2 separate regions of the Homo sapiens genome follow, and region 2 is linked to region 1. Evidence: read pairs that join two places in POLR2A ChIA-PET (ENCODE). Cell type or tissue: IMR-90. All regions are shown on one strand. Each heading gives the region's core, and the rest is flanking DNA. Links, peaks and the distances in the headings are about the cores only. Region 1 overlaps DDX10 (DEAD-box helicase 10). Region 2 has its middle 120 kb from the start of C11orf87.

Region 1 (11,159 bases), core at 4,864-8,863:
TTAAGAATAAAAAGAAACCGCAAATCAAAGTGGTACTGCTACCTAAAATTATACTTCCAGGAAATAAGAGTTAGATACAATTAACCCCATTTTACCAGAGAAGAAACTGAGGCTTAGAGAAGTTAAAGACTTGTCCAAGGGTACACGGTCATTAGTGACAAAGTCCAATTCAAACCTAAGATTCCTGACTTTCTAAAAGCAGTGATGGAACAACTACAGGATGTCTATCTCTCCTAGTCCAAAGAAAGAAAATGCATATACTAGTTCGTCTTCATGACCACAAATGTCAACAAATTTGAAGACATCTACCTTTCTTCTCCCAGTAACTGGCTCTCATGCATTCTAGAAGCCCTGCATGGGAGCTGCAGGTCTGCGCTATTAGATGTAATCCATTAGATGTAAACAGCTGGATCAGGGCACACTGGCAAGAATGAGTTCTAGAGTCAGAAAGATCTAAGCATAAATCCCAGGCCTGGTACTTACTAAACTGAGAAATCATCGACATAATCTACCTCAAAGTCTCTGAGAAAGAGTTTCCTAATATGAGAACCTCTTTCATGAGTTGTTCTATGGGCTAAATGAGTTTATTCATACAAATATTTATTGAGTTTGGGAAGCAAAAGGCTAAACCACAGTCCATTCGTTCTTTGTGTGGTACAGGGGTGGGAGGTAGGGAAGAGGATGCCCTGCGCTCCCTCCACCCCAATAAAAGTGATATGGTCAAATCTCCTAGAAAACATATTAATGACAGATCTCCAGGGAAACAAACATGGTATTTGCTAGGTGAGAGTCCTCACCTATGAGAGGCTTTTAATAGGATGCACCATGGTTGTTCACAATTTATGGATTTGAAAGTATGTTTCTCTGGTGGGCTTTGTAACCGAGTATACAAATAGTCCATCTATGCAAGTGTCCATCTAAGCCACACACTATTTAGAGTCTCCTATGTTAACCTGGGCCAGAGCATGCCCTAATTTGGCAAGAAAATAACCAGGGAGCTATAGTGGAGATCCCACACCTCTTCTTGTTTCACTTCTACCTCAGGATTGTTTTTATCCTTGAAATCAGAGGTAAAATTTGACGTTGGGTGTGGTAGGCAGCTTATAAAACAACTCCCAATAATCTGCACCTCCTGGTATTGACACCCTTGTGTAGTCCCCCTACAAGGAACAGAACTGACATGCAACCCCAGGATGTTACAGGAAAGATGGACTGTGACTTCCAAGTCTAGGTCATGAAAGACATTACTGCTTCATCTTTCTCTCCCTCAGCTGTCATTTGCCCTCTCTGATGAGGTCAGTTACCATGTTGTGGCTATCCTGTGAAGAAGACCAGATGAAAAGGAACTGAGAGATGCCTCTGACCAACAGCAGAGGAGGAAATGAATCTGGAAACAACCATGTGAATAAATCTGAGAATGAATGCAACCCTAGCTGAACCTTAAAGTACCATCTGACACCTTCATTACAGCCTTGTGATAGACTGAGAGCCAGAGGACCCAGATGAACCACACTGGGTACCTGACCCACAGAAGCTACAAGATAAATGGTTGCTGCGATAATAAATGGTTATTGCTTTAAACCACCAAGCCATGGGTCAATTTGTTATACAACAATAAATAATTAACATATTAGGTAAGATCTGATTCATGAGTCTGAATCACTATCTCAAATGTAGTCTACTACATGTCAGGTCCTGTTCTAAGCACTTAGGGTACATCAATATACTAGACAAACATTGCTGCCTTTATGGAACTTACAATCAAGGTGAAAGCAATGTAAAAATATACTAAGTAAATACTCCAGTATATTTGAAGGTGATAAAGGACTTTGGAGAAAGGAATGTCAAGCAGGGTTAAAAGGAGTGGTTGGGGAGGGTGAGGAAGACAGCCATGTGGATACTTGAGGAAAATGCATTCCAGCAGAAAAGAGACAGCACCAGTATAAAGGCCCTACGGGCAAAAGCACGCCTGGCACATAAAAGAAACAGCAAGACCAGTACGGAGCATAGAGAACAAGGGGAGAATACTAGCAAACTGGGGGGAAACGGATGAATAGTTTAGGCCCAGGGGGTCATTGGCTTTCACTCTGAGTGAAATGGTATGCCATCAGAGGAGTGATATAATCCGACTTATGTTTTAGAAGGAACACTGTGCCTGCTGTATTGACTAGACAGGAGAATAAAGTGGGGGCACCCCTATTCCTAAGGGGTGCCTGGGAAACAGACTCCTAAGAAATACTCCCAAGGGTACCTGGGAAATAGACTCCTAAGAAATATCAGCCCTCCTTATCTACTCCTACAGCCATACTGGCTATACTCTCCCCCAGCTCCTCATTGCTTCAAGATGCAAAATAAATTTGCTGTGACCTTTTATGCAACCTTTAAATCATAGATACCAACAAAAGCAGGTCACGTAAAGAAGCATCAGCCACTATCTACGAGGAGCAGACTGCAGACCTTCACAAATGTAAGCTAAAGGAATTAAAGAAATCATTTTCACTAACAAAGATTGCTCCTATCTTATATCTAAGGTACACATGGTAAGCCTTGGAAAGTTAATGCTCATGAAAACTGTCTTTTTACTTTTATTATTTCAATTCACAAACCAATTAAAGACACTATTAAAAAATTCTCATTAGCTATTCCATAAAGTACCAGTATTCTCCCACAACCAGCCATGAACTCTTCAGAAGTTATTACAGATTTTAACTAGTGGCCATCTTCCTCTTTTCTAAGATCTAAGCTGCTGCCAGTGAGTGTGCAATGCTAAGGTTTGGCCTCTGCTGTCCCCTAGTGGAATCACATTCTGCTCCTTATGTTACAGAATTTCTGAGCGCCACAAAATGTAGCCAGGCACATAAGGCTAAATTAGAATATTGCTGAAATTATTTTATCTTCTACTATTCTGGGGGAAAAAAATAGTTATATATAAATGCCCATCTTCTACCCACAACCCTCCCCTACCCTCCCCAAATAAAAACATTTTTTAAAGTTGAGAATATCTGATGTCTATTTTCCATTCCCAAATATTTTCTACTTTCAACTGGACATTTTTATAAAAACTGGAAGAGCTTGGTTTTGTACCAAAAGAACTATAAGCCCTAAAGAGAATTGCTTTTTAAAGTGACAGAATGTATCACAGGATAGAGCATTATAAAACTATATTCATATACCTGGCCTCACTTATCTCTAAAGGAGATCATTTTGTTAAAAGGGGTGTGCTGGTTAAGGAAAATACAGGGAAATTTCTCAACTGCTATAGATCAAAAGGAATTTAGAAAGGTAAAATTAATTAATACAGAATTAGGTACTTCAAGACAAAAGTACCCAAATCACTTTTTTAGCTAAAATATGGAAAGAAAAAAAGATTCCCCAAATCTTAGCTATTTTGCTAATGAATTTGTTTTCCTATATCGATATATTATAGTTCAATTGCAAAAGCAAACACTATCTGGCAACTTGGTCTTAATTACAGCCAAATACACAGGATTTTAATTAGATTCTAATTTTAATTTAGCCTTTATTCAATTCAATTATTCAGTCTCATGGCCCACAAAACTTTCTAATTATCTTTAAGCCCATTATTGGCAAGTTTTAAACTGCCAGAAAAAAAAAAAAAAAAAAGCATTATATATGCTAAACCTTTCCACATACTATACATCTAAAATAGTCAAGTAAAAATACTTTTAATTGGTTACAAAAGGTCAAACAGGCTTGTGCTTTAAAAGTTAACGACCATACTAAAAATTACATTAAAACATTTTTTTCAGATTAGTATTCTCTCTCTTCAGACACAATAATGTGATGTTGTTCTAACTCCTCTTCATCTCCTCAGTCATTAAGACCCAATTTAATGTTCACCACGGCATGTTCAACTACATAAAATTTTCAACAACTTCTCTAGGAACCAAGAACCTTGAAATATTCCCCCCTCTAGAATCTTTTCCTGATTTATATTGACATGTCCAATAATCTTCATATAGGGAGAATTTTACTGCTAAATGTATTCTATTTATGAATCAGTCTGCCCTGTCCCCATCAATACCACTGGCACATCTAAAAAGAATGTAATACATATGAAAATAATCACATTAAAGAATACACTATATTAAAGATATCGAAAAGGAAAAGAAAAAATAAAAATAAAAAGCGCCTACACCCCTGGCCCAATGCACTTGTGAGATACCATATCCAACCCTGCCTATCCAGAGGCCCACAGGAGCACAGAATGCAGATATGTGCACAGGTACATGTAAAAATTTACACAACTACACATTTACTGAGGAGAATAACAGTGGAGAAGGTCATTCCACCAACCACCACTGATGACTTTCCAAAATACTCACTATGAATGACAATCAAAACAGGTACTCGCCGGGCACTGTGGCTCACACCTGTAATCCCAACACTTTGGGAGGCTGAGGCGGGCGGATCACTTGAGGTCAGGAGTTCAAAACCAACCTGGCCAACATGGTGAAACGCCATCTCTACTAAAAATACAAAAATTAGGCAGGTGTGGTGGCACGCGCCTATAGTCCCAGCTACTTGGGAGGCTGAGGCAGGAGAATCACTTGAACCCGGGAGGCGGAGGTTGCAGTGAGCTGAGATTGTGCCACTGCACTCCAGCCTGGGTGACAGAGCGACACTCTGTCTCAAAAAAAACAAAACAGAACAAAACAAAAACCATGTACTCAATACATTAAAGACCAATGAGGCACCATCTACCCCCTCATAAAAATGGAGAACAGGCAACTATTCTACCCATGTCCCATTTTAGTTAGTTCCAAGAAGAAAGAAAGTTCTAAAAACAAGTTTGTCTAAATGTACAGTATCATATACAAAACCTAATCCTAACTGCATTGCTTGTTTAAAACTACATCATTAATTGCAATTAAAAGACTTATTTTTGAACCCACTAATTCATAAATCCTATTTTTAAATAGTCTTTCATTATTATACTGTTCTCTCCCTTCTTTCATGCTGGTCAAAAGAAGCACATTTAATTTGAGTGCATTTTTATTATAAACCACGTTTAAAGATGGCCCACAGGATAAACATGAATCAATCAAAAAAAACAAAAAAAAAAAACACTTAAACACTCATACATTCAAACATCTTATGAAAATTAAATAGAATTTTAAGAAGATCTATTTCTTGCTAGGCTATAAAAAGACATAAAAACCTTCACTTCAGCTGAAACAAAAAGTGACCACATAAAAACAAAAACAAAAAAATTTTCTTCAAAGCTACCCAAAAAATATAAATGTATAGAAATCTAAAAGAACTAAACGCCAAGGGGACTTCCTAGGTAAGCAAGGGATAGCGTACACTTTCATACTTGGGGCCACTTGCTGAAGTGGACACAGGGCAGGTGGTAAAGCAAGCCTGCCAAACAGGACAGTCTGTGCTCGGGCCTAAAGATCCTCACATCCCTGGGAAAGTTTTGAGAAGAGTTTGTGGCATGAAATTGGAAGCAACCATTGGTCCAGTTAGACCAATCCTGGAATCCATATGATAAATACCCAATCATCCAGTTTTGATGAGAAAGAAAACAGAGCAAAAATGTAAAACTGAATAAATAGTCCATCTGTGGCTAACCATAATCATAATCTAAAGATCATAATAAATTCCAATTCTTAAACACTACAAACATCAGCAAGACAAATGTACATTGAAACTTTATTCAGCTCTCTATTTTCTTAAGATCCATTTCTGGATGTGGAATTACTAAGACAAAAACAAGAACTGTAAGGTTGTTAATAAGTATTACCATATGCTATCCAGAAAAATGTTAACCATTTACAATTCCACCAAGAATGTATACCTCCCAGCTTTGCTGCTACAGCTTAACAGCAATGACAGATTGTGTAATCCTTTTTGATTCATTCATATACCTTTCTATGCCACTTAATTCCAAATGACTGACTTTACTATGGTTTTTTTTTATTTGTTTTGTTTTGTTGTTTTTGAGACAGAGCATCACTCTGTCGCCCAGGCTGGAATGCAGTGGTGCGATCTCGGCTCACTGCAACCTCCGCCTCCCGGGTTCACGTGATTCTCCTGCCTCAGCCTCCCAAGGAGCTGAGACTACAGGCGCACACCACCACTCCTGGCTGATTTTTTTGTATTTGTAGTAGAGACAGGGTTTCACCATGTTGCTCAGGCTGGTCTTGAACTCCTGACCTCGTGATCCGCCCACCTCGGCCTCCCAAAGGGCTGGGATTACAGGCATGAGCCACCATGCCCAGCCTACTACATTCTTTTCTAGACAGTTCCTCATACCTCTTGAGCAAACATAGGATACTTTTGGGAGGAAGTGGGGAGTATAGGAAGAAGGAGAGATAGGGAGTGGTCTTCAGCAATGTCTCTGTTTCCTGAACTAGGAAGAAAGGAAAAAGAGATATCTATGATTCCAAATCACTTAGCCTCTTATTAGCCTATACTTTAGAAGGTAAGAGCACAAGATCTAGACTAGATAAGCCAGACTGCCTGGGTTCAAATCCTGGCTCTGTGGATCTTTGAACAAATTGTTTAACTGCTCAAAGATTCAGTTTCCTCACCTGAAAATAGGGATTTAATAATACAGTAAGTAGTCCCCCCTCTATCTGTGGTTTCGCTTTCTGTGGTTTCAGTTACCCCCAGTCAACCAAGGCCCAAAAAATATTAAATATATTAAATGGAAAATTCCAGAAATAAACAATTCATAAGTTTTAAATTGCTCACCCTTCTGAGTAGCCTGATAAAATGTCACACCATCCCACTGTGTCCTGCCCACAATGTGAATCATCCCTTTGTCCAGCATATGCACGCTTAAGACCCCACCCACTTGTTACTTAGCTGTCTCAGTTACTAGACTGAAAAAACATAGCATATATTGGGTTTGGTACTGAGATTTCAGGCATCCACTGGGACCTTGGAACATAACCCCTGAGGATAAGTGAGGACTACTGCAGTCCTAGACCTAACTGACAGGTCATTAGGATTCAATGAGATGACTTTCAATGAGCAGTTTTGCTGAAAAGTAAAGTACAAGAAAGTTTAAACAAACTAAAATAAGATTTTTATGGATTTTTTGCAGCACTAATCAAGTCTTAGCCATAATGATTTACAGTAGCTGTCAACTCACACCACAAAATGCCAAACCAGCACTCACTTACCTGATTCCTTTCTTCGTTTATCTGCAGTTGGAAAAGCATGCTTTGTTATTTAGATAGTAGCAAAAGAAAAGAAATTAGTCAGTACACCTACCTGGCAGTTCTACCTGCTCTGTGAATATATGTGTTGGCATCCTCAGGACAATCAAACTGAAGAACCCAATTCACGGCCGGGAAATCTACAGAGAAGGGATGTGAAGTTAAGAAACTGGTTGCAAGATCTGCCCTGCTGCACTATTTTTATCTTAAAATATTGCTTGCCAGGACTTTTCATCACATCAAACTGATGGATATCATCTATGAACTCTATTAAAAATAAAATTAATTGCATGAACCAAGAGATAGTAAACATTTCTCTTGACAAAATGAACTAAAATTAATGACTGTTTGAATATGAAGATTACTTCGTATCTGACACGGAAGAGACAGATTGCTTTGTGTCGGACAAACAGTGAAATACCCTAATATTTAATAACCCGAAAGCACCACTTCTAATGGGGACATGGACAAAGCTGGAAACCATCATTCTCAGCAAACCAACGGGAACAGAAACCCAAACACTGCATGTTCTCACTCATAAGTGGGAGTTGAAGAGTGGACACAGGGAGAGGAACATCACACACTGGGGCCTGTCTGGAGGTGGGGGACTAGGGGAGGGATAGCATTAGGAGAAATACCTAATGTAGATGACGGGTTGATGGATGCAGCAAACCACCATGGCACATGTATACCTATGTAACAAACCTGCACAATCTGTACATGTACCCCAGAACTTAAAGCATAATAAAAAATTAAGTAAAATAAAAACTAGTCAGGCATGGCGCATGCCTGTAGTCCCAGCTGCTGGGGAAGCTGAGGTGGGAGTATCACTTGAGCCTGGTAGATCGAGGCTGTAGTGAGCTATGATCATGCTACTGTACTCCAGCCTATACTAATAAATATGGCATCTGAGATATGCTTTAGAGTACTCCAAGAGGGACAGGGGGAGGATTATGAAAAAGATAATTGTTAAAGCTGGGTATATGAGGGTAGATTAAACATATTCAGCTTTTGTTTATGCTTCAAATTTGCTGTAATTAACAATACAATAAAATTAAGTGACTGAAGGATTCAAATTATCACCTATTTATTCTCACCCTTTGTTCCTAAGTCTAGTTTTCCTCTCTAGTTACGTCCATCCCCGTCCCATTCCCACAAAGCCAGGAGTTGTATAATCAACAAAGCAGGTTTTGAAAATAAATTTAACTACGCTAAATGTAGTTATTTATCAGATAAAAATTAGAATGATGAAAACATGGACTTCACTGATTTTTCTTGTTAAATGAGTTCAGTATCTATAAACAAGTTTCCAATTTTCAAAGAAATGGGAATTGTTTTCATATCTTTAAACTTTTAACCCCCTTTGATTTTGTAGGTTCCTCAGGATTCTATGGTGTGATTATCATGAAATAGTAAAAAAGATGCAAATACTGTGGAAATTTTCACTGATACATCCTTAATGTTAGTCAACTGCTACCAATTTACTACTTACTTTTCTCTTACAAAATAAGAAAAGAAACCCAAGTGTTTGAGTCTATCAGATTTCCCAAAATATACTTTATAAGCAAATTACATTTCACACAATCACAGAAATTTCATGATAGGAAGTTTTCTTACCCAGACCCCTGGCTGCAATATCAGTAGCAAAGAGTACTGCAGCTCTCTTACGGACAAACTCATTATAGACTTCCATTCTTCTCATTTGCTGCTGTCGACCATGGAGTGCAAGGATAGAAACACCAGGACGTAGCCGGCAAAACACTCGGTACAGATACTGGACCTGGGGCATCAACAGAAGAATAAGTTTGCTTATGGCAGATGGCAGCAATAAAGCTTTTCTCTTATCAACGTATCCCACAGAGTCTCAACAGCAGAGCAATGTGATACCCAATTCCAACCAAGTAAAAAAAGTAAAGAAACTCTTATTTAATCACAAGCAATTTAATTTCCTTCCCTCCTTTAATTCACATTTCTATTTCCTAACGTCACAGAATTGCATCTTAAGTTTGAAGCTTGAAAGCCTTTTATTGATGTTATCATAACTCATTTTCTACAAAAGAAAAAACTTATTTTAATTTCCTGTGGCCATAGGCTGACTGAACTTTCCTCTCAGACTCAGCAATTATTAAAATAATTAGTAATACAGAACTGATCAAACCAAGAAATATGTTGGGATTTGATTTAAAAAACTGTTAGACATAAATAAAAACATTGTAAATATATCTCAATGTGTGGGACTATATAGAGCTAATTGTTCTGGTTCTCTTTTTGTACCCATAAATGGATACTATGGATTACTAGACTGAAAAGAGTTCAGCATTATTTTATTTTCTCTAATATGGGGGTTAAAATCTGTTCACATAAATAAAACAAACTCAAAGGAAGTTTAATTCTGAGCTCCTATAAAATAGGCCAAAAGTCATAATGGATTATTCCAAATAATTTTTGGTGATCCAGTCGCTCAATTAAAGAGAAAGACCCCATTAAAGTCTCTCTTCAATTTTGCTGACAGTAAAGAATGGGAAACCAAGTGAATTGCTTGTTACCCAATCACTAGCCATTCACTTTCTCAAATGCAATTTGCTACTGCCAGGGAGGTTCTGATTCTGGGACAATATATCAGGCAAGTATCAGAGATAGCTGGACTTAGGCCTTTCTTTCGTAAAGATGTAAAAACAGCTTCTCCAAGAAAACATCAAATGGCAGATGATGCTGGTGCAGCGGAAGGGTCCACGGGACAAGGAATTGGAAACCACAGAGGCTTCGATGGAGGCTTCAGCAATAGCACCTGCAACCAAGGCCACTGAGGCAAAGCCAAGGGGTGGATGCCAGTCACAAAGCTGTGCTGCTTGGTGAAGGACATGAAGACCAAGTCCCTGGAGGAGATCTATCTCTTCTCCTGCCCATCAAGGAGTCTGAGGTCCTTGACATTTTCCTGGGGGCATCTCTCAAGAATGAGGTTTCAAAGATTACATGGCGCAAAAGTGGCCCACACTGGCCAACGCACTGGATTCAAGGCATGTTGCCACTGGGGACTACAATGGCCACACTGATACGGGTATCAGGTGCTCCAAGGAGGTAGCCACTGCCATTTGAGGAGCCATTATCCTGGCCAAGCTCTCCATTGTCCTTGTGCCAAGAGGCTACTTGGGGAACAAGATCGGCAAGCTCACCAGCCCTTGCAGGGTGACAGACCCTCTCTGTGCTGGTGAGACTTATCCCCACCTCAGGAGGCACTGGTATCATCTCAGCCCCATGCCCAAGAAGCTGCTGCTGATGGTGGGTATTGACAATTGCTATACCTCGACCAAGAGGCTGCATTGCCACCCTGGGCAACTATGCCAAGGCCACCTTTGATGCCATCTCCTACTCTAAAGAGTAGAAACTTTAAACAGAACTTTAAATAGAACTTTCAGAATCATTTCCTAGCACCTAGATGCCAAAACCAACTAACTCTTCTTTAGGAGATGTGAAGTTTATTGTTTTGTTGTTGGCTACTGCTCAGGATACACTTCCAAGTTGCCTTGAGGAATGCTCCCAGGAGACTGGAAGCTTTGAAAATCTAAAATCGGTCCTTGAAAAACTGAAGTCTTTTTTTTTTTTTTAAAGACAGGGTGTCGCCATCTTGCCCAAGCTGGTCTTAAACTTCTAGACTCAAGCAATCCTCCTACCTCAGCCTCTTAAAGTGCTGGGATTACAGGCGTGAGCCACCGCACCAAGGCTGAAGTCATTCTTTACATGGTAAAATAAGGTTCAGTAGACAACAGCATCAGATCACCACTTAACTTCCCATAAGCTAGAGAGAAACCCATCTACATATTTATCATGGAAAGTTATTGCAAAAGCTGTAAATCTAGAATTGATCTACTACATTCCCTATTAAGTCATTGGGAATCTGAAATATAGTACAGGAGAAGAGGCACACGCACGCACACATGCACAAAGACCGTAGTCCCTTCTCCTTAA
Region 2 (11,159 bases), core at 3,478-7,477, 850 kb before region 1:
TTATCCCTTTAAAGTGTACAGTTCAGTTTTTTCAGTATATTCCTAAGATTTTTTATGGTTGTCACCACTATGGAATTTACTACTAAATTCTAGAACATTTTAATTTCTCTAAAAGAAATCTCATAACTGTTAGCAGTCACTCTCCATCTTTTCTTCCTCCTGCCCTCTTATAGTCACTAATCTACTTTCTGCCTGTGTGAATTTGCCTATTCTGGGTATTTCATATAAATGTAATCATATAATATGTGACCCTTGTGCCTGTGTTTTTAATTAACATAATGTTTTCAAACTTTATCCATGTTGTAGGATGAATCTGCACTTTATTTCTTTATATAGTTGAATAATATCCTATTTAATGGATATACCACAGCTTGTTTATCCATTTATCATTTAATAGACATTTTGGTTGTTGGTATACCTTTTGGTGATAATGAATGAGGCTGTTATGAAGATTCATGTACAAGTTTTTGTGTGAACATATGTTTTGTTTCTTTTGTGTAGATACTTTGGAGTAGAATTGCTATGCTATATGGTGACTCTATGATTAACTTTTTAAGGAACTAACTCTTTTCCAAACTTGAGCAGACCTTAATCCCAAGGCCCTTGTTTGATCCCTTCTCCCTTCCCTGTAAGTCATTTTTCTAAAAGTTTTATAGTTTTATGTTTTAAATTTAAGTTCATGATTCACTTTGAGTAAATTTTTATATAAAATGTAAGACTTAGTTCAATTTTATTTTATTTTTATTTATTATTATTTTATTTTTTGCCTATGGATGTTCAATTACTTCAGCACCATTTCCTGAAAAGGTTATTTTTCCTCCATTGGAGCGCTTTTGTGCCTTTGCCAGAAATTAGTTGGGCATATTTATATGGGTCTACTTCTGGGTTCTTCCATTTCTAGGTTATTTATTCTGCTCCATTGATCCACATGTCTATTCTGCCAGTACTACATAGTCTTGATTAATGTATGTACAGCAAGTTTTGAAATAGGATACAGTGACTCCTCCCACTTTATTCTTCTTTTTAAAAATTGTTTTAGTTACTATATTTCCTTTGGCTCTCCATTTAAATGTTAAAAGAACATTTTCTATATCTACAAAAAAAGCCTTGCTGGGATTTTGGTAGGACAGCTATCAAATCTATATATCACTTTGGGAAGAATTGACATATTTATACTATTCTGAGCCTTTAAATCCATGAGCACAGTATGTCTTTCCATATCCTTAGATTTTATTTAATTTCTTTCATTAGTGTTTTGTTTTCTTCAACATACAAATTCTATACATATTGTGTTAGTTTTATACCTAAGTATTTATGTCTTTCTTCTTTACTTCTTGATTGTTAAGTAGGGTTGCATTTTTAATTTTGTTGTCCATCTGTTCATTGCTACCACATAGAAATGCAACTAATTTTTGTGTATTTATCTGCATTTTCTGACCTTTGAAACTGCCCAACAAGTTCATCTTACCCACTACCCAGATAGAGCCTATTTATCAAGACAAGGAAATTGCAATAGAGAAAGGGTTTAATACGCACAGAGCTGACTAAATGGGAGGCCGGAGGTTTTTTCTTTTTCTATTTTTTTTTTTTTTTTTTGAGACGGATTCTGGCACTGTTGCCTGGGCTGGAGTACAATGGCATGATCTCGGCTCACTGCAACCTCCACCTCCTGGGTTCAAGCGATTCTCCTGCCTCAGCCTCCTGAGTAGCTGGGATTACAGGCATTCACCACCATGCCTGGCTAATTTTTTGTATTTTTAGTAGAGATAGGGTTTCACTATGTTGGCCAGGCTGGTCTTGAACTCCTGACTTTGTGATCTGCCCACCTCGGCCTCCCAAAGGGCTGGGATTACAGGCGTGAGCCACCACACCCGGCCAAGTTTCATTATTGCTTACATCATCTTCCCTGAAAGTTCAGAGGCTAGAGTTTTTTAAAGAGAGTTTGCTGGGCATGGGGCCAGGGAATGCTGATTGGTTGGATCAAGAATGAACTCACAGAAAGTTGAAATTGTCCTCCTGCGCAGAGTCAGCTCTTGGGTGGGGATCACAAGATCAGATGAGCCAGTTTACTGGTCTGTGTGGCATCAGATAATCCATCAGAATGCAGGTTCTGAAAAATACCTCAAACACCAATCTTGGGTTTTACAATTGTAATGGTATTCATAGGAGCAATTAGAGAGGTTAGGAATCTTTTGGCCTCTAGTTGCATGACTCCTGAGCCGTAATTTCTTTCTTTTTTTTAAATTACCCTTTAAGTTCTAGGGTACATGTGTACAACATGCAGGTTTGTTACATATGTATACATGTGCCATGTTGGTGTGCTGCACCCATTAACTTGTCATTTACATTAGGTATATCTCCTAATGCTTTCCCTCCCCCCTCCCCCCATCCCATAACAGGCCCCAGAGTGTGATATTCCCCTTCCTGTGTCCATGTGTTCTCATTGTTCAATACCCACCTATGAGCGAGAACATGTGGTGTTTGGTTTTTTGTCCTTGCGATAGTTTACTGAGAATGATGATTTCCAATTTCATCCATGTCCCTACAAAGGACATGAACTCATCATTTTTTATGGCTGCATAGTATTCCGTGGTGTATATGTGCCATATTTCCTTAATTCAGTCTATCGTTGATGGACATTTGGGTTGGTTCCAAGTCTTTGCTATTGTGAATAGTGCCGCAATAAACATACGTGTGCATGTGTCTTTATAACAGCATGATTTATATTCCTTTGGGTATATACCTAGTAATGGGATGGCTGGGTCAAATGGTATTTCTAGTTCTGGATCCCTGAGGAATTGCCACACTGACTTCCACAATGGTTGAACTAGTTTACAGTCCCACCAACAGTGTAAAAGTGTTCCTATTTCTCCACAACCTCTCCAGCACCTGTTGTTTCCTGACTTTTTAATGATTGCCATTCTAACTGGTGTGAGATGGTATCTCATTGTGGTTTTGATTTGCATTTCTCTGGCTAGTGATGATGAGCATTTTTTCATGTGTCTCTTGGCTGTATAAATGTCTTCTTTTGAGAAGTGTCTGTTCATATCCTTTGCCCACTTGTTGATGGGGTTGTTTGTTTTTTTTCTTATAAATTTGTTTGAGTTCTTTGTAGATTCTGGATATTAGCCCTTTGTCAGATGGGTAGATTGCAAAAATTTTCTCCCATTCTGTGGGTTGCCTGTTCACTCTGATGGTAGTTTCTTTTGCTGTGCAGAAGCTCTTTAGTTTAATTAGATCCCATTTGTCAATTTTGGCTTTTGTTGTCTTTGCCTTTGGTGTTTTACACATGAAGTCCTTGCCCATGCTTATGTCCTGAATGGTATTGCCTAGGTTTTCTTCTAGGGTTTTTATGGTTTTAGGTCGAACATGTAAGTTTTTAATCCATCTTGAATTAATGTTTGTGTAAGGTGTAAGGAAGGGATCCAGTTTCAGCTTTCTACATATGTCTAGCCAGTTTTCCTAGCACCATTTATTAAATAGGGAATCCTTTCCCCATTTCTTGTTTTTGTCAGGTTTGTCAAAGATCAGATGGTTGTAGATGTGTTGTATTATTTCTGAGGGCTCTGTTCTGCTCCATTGATCTATATCTCTGTTTTGGTACCAGTACCATGCTGTTTTGGTTACTGTAGCCTTGTAGCATAGTTTGAAGTCAGGTAGCTTGATACCTCTAGCTTTGTTCTTTTGGCTTAGGATTGTCTTGGCAATGTGGGCTCTTTTTTGGTTCCATGTGAACTTTAAAGTAGTTTTTTCCAATTCTGTGAAGAAAGTCATTGGTAGCTTGATGGGGATAGCATTGAATCTATAAATTACCTTGGGCAGTATGGCCATTTCCATGATGTTGATTCTTCCTATCCATGAGCATGGAATGTTCTTCCATTTGTTTGTATCCTCTTTTATTTCATTGAGCAGTGGTTTGTAGTTCTCCTTGAAGAGGTCCTTCACATCCCTTGTAAGTTGGATTCCTAGGTATTTTATTCTCTTTGAAGCAACTGTGAATGGGAGTTCATTCATGATTTGGCTCTCTGTTTGTCTGTTATTGATGTATATGAATGCTTGTGATGTTTGCACATTGATTTTGTATCCTGAGACTTTGCTGAAGTTGCTTATCAGCTTAAGGAGATTTTGGGCTGAGATGATGGGGTTTTCTAAATATACAGTCATGTCATCTGTAAACAGGGACAATTTGACTTCCTCTTTTCTTAACTGAATACTCTTTATTTCTTTCTCCTGCCTGATTGCCCAGGCCAAAACTTCCAACACTATGTTGAATAGGAGTGGTGAGAGAGGGCATCCCTGTCTTATGCCAAGTTTCAAAGGGAATGCTTCCAGTTTTTGCCCATTCAGTATGATGTTGGCTGTGGGTTTGTCATAAATAGCTCTTATTATATTGAGATACGTCCCATCAATACCTAATTTATTGAATTTTTAGCATGAAGGGCTATTGAATTTTGTCAAAGGACTTTTCTGCATCTATTGAGATAATCATGTGGTTTTTGTCTTTGGTTCTGTTTATATGTTGAATTACATTTATTGATTTGCATATGTTGAACAAGCCTCACATCCCAGGGATGAAGCCGACTTGATCATGGCGGATAAGCTTTTTGATGTGCTTCTGGATTCGGTTTGCCAGTATCTTATTGAGGATTTTTGCATCGATGTTCATCAGGGATATTGGTCTAAAATTCTCTTTTTTTGTTTATCTGCCAGGCTTTGGTATCAGGATGATGCTGGCCTCATAAAATGAGTTAGGGAGGATTCCCTCTTTTTCTATTGATTGGAATAGTTTCAGAAGGAATGGTACCAGTTCCTCCTTGTACCTCTGATAGAATTAGGCTGTGAATCCGTCTGGTCCTGGACTTTTTTTGGTTGGTAGGCTATTAATTATTGCCTCAATTTCAGATCCTGTTATTGGTCTATTCAGGGATTCAACTTCTTCCTGGTTTAGTCTTGGGAGGGTGTATGTGTCCAGGAATTTATCCATTTCTTCTAGATTTTCTAGTTTATTTGTGTAGAGATGTTTATAGTATTCTCTGATGGTAGTTTGTATTTCTGTGGGATCAGTGGTGATATCCCCTTTATCATTTTTTATTGTGTCTATTTGATTCTTCTCACTTTTCTTCTTTATTAGTCTTGCTAGCGATCTATCTTGTTGATCTTTTCAAGAAACCAGCTCCTGGATTTACTGATTTTTTGAAGGGTTTTTTGTGTCTCTATCTCCTTCAGTTCTGCTCTGATCTTAGTTATTTCTTGCCTTCTGCTAGCTTTTGAATGTGTTTGCTCTTGCTTTTCTAGTTCTTTTAATTGTGATGTTAGGGTGTCAATTTTGGATCTTTCCTGCTTTTTCTTGTGGGCATTTAGTGCTAAAAATTTCCCTCTACACACTGCTTTAAATGTGTCCCGGAGATTCTGGTATGTTGTGTCTTTGTTCTCGGTGGTTTCAAAGAACATCTTTATTTCTGCCCTCATGTCATTATGTACCCAGTAGTCATTCAGGAGCAGGTTGTTCAGTTTCCATGTAGTTGAGTGGTTTTCAGTGAGTTTCTTAATCCTGAGTTCTAGTTTGATTGCACTGTGGTCTGAGAGACAGTTTGTTATAATTTCTTTTCTTTTACATTTGCTGAAGAGAGCTTTACTTCCAACTATGTGGCCAATTTTGGAATAAGTTTGATGTGGTGCTGAGAAGAATGTATATTCTGTTGATTTGGGGTGGAGAGTTCTGTAGATGTCTATTAGGTCTGCTTGCTGCAGAGCTAAGTTCAATTCCTGGATATTCTTGTTAACTTTCTGTCTTGTTAATCTGTCTAATGTTGACAGTGGGGTGTTAAAGTCTCCCATTATTATTGTGTGGGAGTCTAAGTCTCCTGAGCCATAATTTCTAATCTTATGGCTAACTTGTTAGTTTTACGAAGGAAGTCTGGTCCCTAAGCAAGGAGGGGATTTGTCTGTGGAGGGGCTATTATTATCTTTTTTCAAAGTTAAAGTATAAACTGAATTCCTCCTAAAGTTAGTTCAGCCTATCCCCAGGAATGAACAAGAGAAGCTTAGAGGTTAAAGGCAAGATGGAGTCAGTTAAGTCAGATTTCTTTCATGGTCATAATTTTCCTATGTCAGATTTTTCTCACTGTCATAATTTGTCCAGAGGTAGTTTCACCTTGCTGAATTTATTTGTAGTTCTAGGAATTGTTTTGTAGATTATTTGGAACTTTGTACATAGACAAATACAAAAGACTGTGACCAACAACAACAAAAAAAGGAGCAAGATGGCTGAATAGAAGCCTGAATAGAAGCCTGCAGTGATTGGAGCAAATTGGACAGGAACACGAAATTGGACAGCTATCCACACACACAAAAAAATCTTCATAAGAAGCAAAAATCAGATGAGCGATCACATTATCTGGTTTTAACATTGTATTAAGAAAAGAGGCACTGAAGAGAGTGGAAAAGAGAGTCTTTAATTGCTGACATCACCACGCCCCCATGCCCTGGCAGTGGCCACATGGTATGGAGGGCCACTGTGTATCTGTGTGCTTAGGGGAGGGAGAGTGCAGTGGGACTTGCACTGGAAGTCAGTGCTGCGCTGTCATAGCAGAAAGAACCACAGGGCAGAACTCATGTGGTGCATATGGTGGGAGCATTTAGGCCAGCCCTAGCTAGAGCCTTTAGGTCCAGTTCTCAGTCACCATGAGATAAAGTGCCCTGGAATCCTAAATAAACCCACTGCCTTGAAGGGAGGGACCCAGTCTTGGCAGGATCTATTACCTACTCACTAAAGAGCCCTTGGGCCTTAAATGAACATCAGCAGTACTGAGGCAGTACTCACACCCTGGGTCTTGGGGGAGACACAGGGCCTTGCTGGCTTCAGGTGTGACCAAGCACATTCCCAGCTTTAGTGGTCATGGGGAGAGACTCCTGCTTGAGGAAAAGAGAGGAAAGAATAAAGGGGACTTTGTCTTGCAGTGTGGACACCAGCTTGGCCGCCTTGAGTTAGAGCACCAGGTGGGCTCCTGGATTCCCCAGTTCTAGGCCTTGGCTTCTGGATGGCATTTCTGGACCCAATCTGGGCCAGAGGGAAACCCACTGCCATGAAGGGAGAGATACAGGCCTGGCAGCATTCACCACAAGCTGACTGAAGAGCCCTTGGGCCTTGAGTAGCCAAGTAGTACTTAACTGTGGGCCTGGAGCTGTGGTGGCTGTGGGAAGAGACTTCTTCTGCATAAGGAAAGGAGAGGGAAGAGTGGAAAGGACTTTGTCTTATGGCTTGGGTGCGAGCTGTCTCAGTAGAATAGAGCACACCAAGTAGATTCCTAAGATTCCCCACTCCAGGCCCTAGCTCGCATGCAGCATTTCTGGACCTCCCCTGGACCGAGGAGGAGCTTGCCACCCTGAAAGGAAGGACACAAGCCTGGCTAGATTCATGACCTGCTGACTGAAAAGCCCTTGGTCCTTCAGTAAACATCAGTGGTAATCAGGCAGTGCTCACTGCAGGCCTTGGATGCGACCCAGTGATGTACTTCAGGTCTGACTGAGCACGGTCACAGTTGTGGGGGCTACAGAGGTGCTTGTGTCACCTCTTCTGCTGCTCCAGGCAGTTCAGCACAGAGATACTCTATTTGTTTGGGAGAAAGTTAGGGAAGAGAACAAGAATACTCTTTTGGATAATACAGGGAATTCTCCCAGATCACACCCAAGATCAATCAAGGTGGTAACTCTACAAGCCTTCAAGAGTCACGGTGCTGCTGGGCGTGGGTGTCCCCTACTGCACATATGGCTTCAGTGACCAAAGATTTAAATCACAACACTCAATTCCCTTTGAGTACTTGGAAATCCTTCCCAAGAAGGATGGGTACAAACAAGCCCAGACTGAAAACTACAATAAATACCTAAGGATTCAATGCCAAGACATCAAATAATATCCACAAGCATACAGGAAAATATGACCTTATCAAACAAACTAAGGTACCAGTAACTAATCTTAGAGTGACAGAGATTTGTGACCTTTCAGACAGAGAATTCAAAATAGTTGTTTTGAGAAAGTCCAACAAAATTCAAGATAACACAGAGGAATTCAGAATCCTGTCAGATAAATTTAACAAAGAGATTAAAATAATTAAAAAGAATCCAGGAGAAATTCTAGAGCTGAGAAATTCAATTGACATATTAAAGAATGCATCAGAGCCTCTCAAGGGCACAATTGATCAAGCAGAAAAAAGAACTAGCAAGTTTGAAGATAGGCTATCTGAAAATACACAGTCAGAGGAGACAAAAGAAAAAAGAAGAACGAGGCATGCCTACAGGGTCTAGAATATAGCCTCAAAAGGGCAATTCTAAGAGTTATTGGCCCTAAAGGGGAGCTAGAAAGAAAAGTTGTGGTAGAAAGTTAATTCAAAGGGGTAAAAACAGAGAACTTCCCAAACCTAGAGAAAGATATAATGAGTACAGAAAGAACACCAAGCAGATTTAACCAAAATAAGACTACCTCAAGACACTTAATACTCAAACTCCCAAAGGTCAAGGATAAAGAAGGGATCCTAAAACATCAAAAGGAGCTCCAATAGGTCTGGCACCACACTTTCCAGTGGAAATCTTTACAGATCAGGAGAGAATGGCATTACATATTAAACATGCTGAAGGGGCTGGGTGCGGTAGCTCATGCCTGTAATCCAGCACTTTGGGAGGCTGAGGCGGGTGGATCATGAGGTCACGAGTTCGAGACCAGCCTGGGCAATATGGTGAAACCTCCTCTCCACCAAAAAAATACAAAAATTAGCTGGGCATGGTGGTGCACACCTGTAATCCCAGCTACTCAGGAGGCTGAGGCAGGAGGATTGCTCAACCCGGCAGGTGGAGGTTGCAGTGAGCCGAGTTCACATCACTGCACTCCAGTCTGGGCGACAGAGTAAGTCTCCATCTCAGAAAACAAAACAAAACAAAAAGTGCTGAAGGAAAAAACTTTTACCCTAGAATAGTATATCCAGCAAAAATATCCTTCAAACATGAAGGTGAAATAAATACTTTCCCAGAAAAGCAAAAGCTGAAGGATTTCATCAACACCAGACCTACGCTACAGCAAAAGTCATATATGACAGATACATAGCTAGTATCTTATTGAATGGGGAAAAATGAAACGCCTTTCCTCTAAGATCTGGAACAAGACAAGGCTGTATGTCCACTTCCACCGCTATTATTCAACATGGTACTGGAAGTCCTATCTACAGCAATCAGACGAGAAAAAAAATAAATGGTACCCAAAATGGAATGGAAGAAGTTAAATTAGCCTTGTTTGCAGATGATATGATCTTATATTTGGAAAAAACTGAAGATTCCACCAAAAAATTATTAGAACTAATAAATTCAGTAAAACTATAAGATACAAAACCAACATACCAAAATCTGCCGCATATCCATATGCCAACAGTGAACAATCTGAAAAAGAAATCAAGAAATTCCATTTATAGTAGCTACAAATAAAATATCTATGAATAAACTTAACCATAAAAGTGAGAGATCTCTATATAATAAACACTATGGAACATTGATGAAAGAAATTGAAGAGGACAGAAAGAAAGGGAAAGATATTTCATGTTCATGGATTGAAAGCATCAATGCTGTTAAAAGTGTGCATACTACCCAAAGTGGTCTACAGATTCAATACAATCCCCATCAAAATACCAATGACATTTTTCACAGAAATAGGAAAAATATTTCTAAAATTTGTATGAAATCACAAAATACTCAGAACAGCCAAAGCTATCCTGAGCAAAAAGAATGAGGAATTACCTGACTTTAAATTACGCTATGGAGTTACAGTAACCAAAACAGCATAGCACTGGCATAAAAACAGACATATAGACCAATGGAATACAATAAATAACCCAGAAATGAATCCATACAACTACAGTGAACTCATTTTTGAGAAAAGTGTCAAAAACCTACAATGAGGAAAGAACAGTCTCTTCAATAAATGGTTCTGGGAAAACTGAAAATTAATACGCAGAAGAATAAGACTAGATTCCTATCCCTTACCATAAAAAAAAATGAAAATAGATTCAAGGCTGAAATCTAAGATCTCAAACTATGAAATAACCAAATAAAGCATTGGGGAAACTCTCCAGGACACTGGATGGGCAAAGATTTTTTGAGTAATATCCCACAAGTACAGGCAACCAAAACAAAAGTGGACAAATAGGGTCACATCAAGTTTAAAAGCTTCAAAAAGTCAACAAAGTAAATAACCCACAGAATGGGAGGAAATATTTCCAAACTACCCTTCTGACAAGGGATTAATAACCAGAATGTACAAGGAGCTCAAACAACTCTATGGGAAAAAAATTTTTTTTTTTATTATACTTTAAGTTCTAGGGTACATGTGCACAATGTGCAGGTTTGTTACATATGTATACCTGTGCCATGTTGGTGTGTTGCACCCATTAACTCATCATTTACATTAGGTATATCTCCTAATGCTATCCCTCCCCACTCCCCCGACCCCACAACAGACTCCGGTGTGTGACGTTCCCCTTCCTGTGTCCAAGTGTTCTCATTGTTTAATTCTATGGGGAAAAAATTAATTATTTGATCAACAATGGGCAAAAGATTTTAATATTATTCCAAAGAAGACACAAAATGGCAAACAGAAATATGAAAAGGTATTCAACATCGTTGATCATCGGAGAAATGCAAATCAAAACTATAGTGAGATATCATCTCACCACAGTTAAACTGGCTTTTATCCAAAAGACAGGCAATAACAAATGCTGGTGAGAGTGTGGAGAAAAGGGAACCCTTGTATGCTATTGTTAGGAGTGTAAATTAGTACATTCACTATGAAGGACAGTTTGGAGATTCCTCAACAAACTAAAAATAGAGCCACCATATTATCCAGCAATCTCACTGCTAGGTATATACCCAAAAGAAAGGAAATTTGTATATCACAAAGATAGCACTTCACTGTGGCATTATTCACAATAACCAAGATTAGGATGCAATCTAAGTGTCTATCAACAGATGAATGGGTTTAAAAAAATGTGGTACATAGACACAATGGAGTACATTATAGACTTTGCCCAGAGAACAGAAAAGTCTAAGGAACTCAACATTTCTCAATGGTTTGTTTTAATATCCTATTCTTTTCCAATTCAGCACCAAGGTTATCTCCC

What was found. ChIA-PET counts read pairs that join two places held together with the same protein. Peaks named below come from ENCODE experiments on the same cell type or tissue, not always from the same donor. Only the 100,000 strongest peaks of a DNase experiment are listed, where the experiment ranks them.
Region 2: POLR2A ChIA-PET joins it to region 1 with 5 read pairs; 2 of 35 experiments call an interaction of 5 or more read pairs at or near these places.

The regions. Positions count from the first base shown.
Region 1 is chr11:108,689,690-108,700,848 of GRCh38, reverse strand. DDX10 (DEAD-box helicase 10) reads right to left here. Exons shown (of 18, transcript NM_004398.4): 8 at 8,811-8,973; 9 at 7,249-7,333. LOC124902750 (a long non-coding RNA gene) reads left to right here. Exons shown (of 3, transcript XR_007062881.1): 3 at 1,272-1,342. It also overlaps the pseudogene RPS2P39. Among named protein-coding and RNA genes, the nearest start is that of DDX10, 30 kb to the right of the region's middle. In IMR-90, for the core only: no CTCF peak of the experiment used is centred there; a DNase peak (open chromatin) is centred at 6,778; H3K27ac peaks cover 232 bases.
Region 2 is chr11:109,535,392-109,546,550 of GRCh38, reverse strand. No RefSeq gene overlaps it. Among named protein-coding and RNA genes, the nearest start is that of C11orf87, 120 kb to the right of the region's middle. In IMR-90, for the core only: no CTCF peak of the experiment used is centred there; no DNase peak of the experiment used is centred there.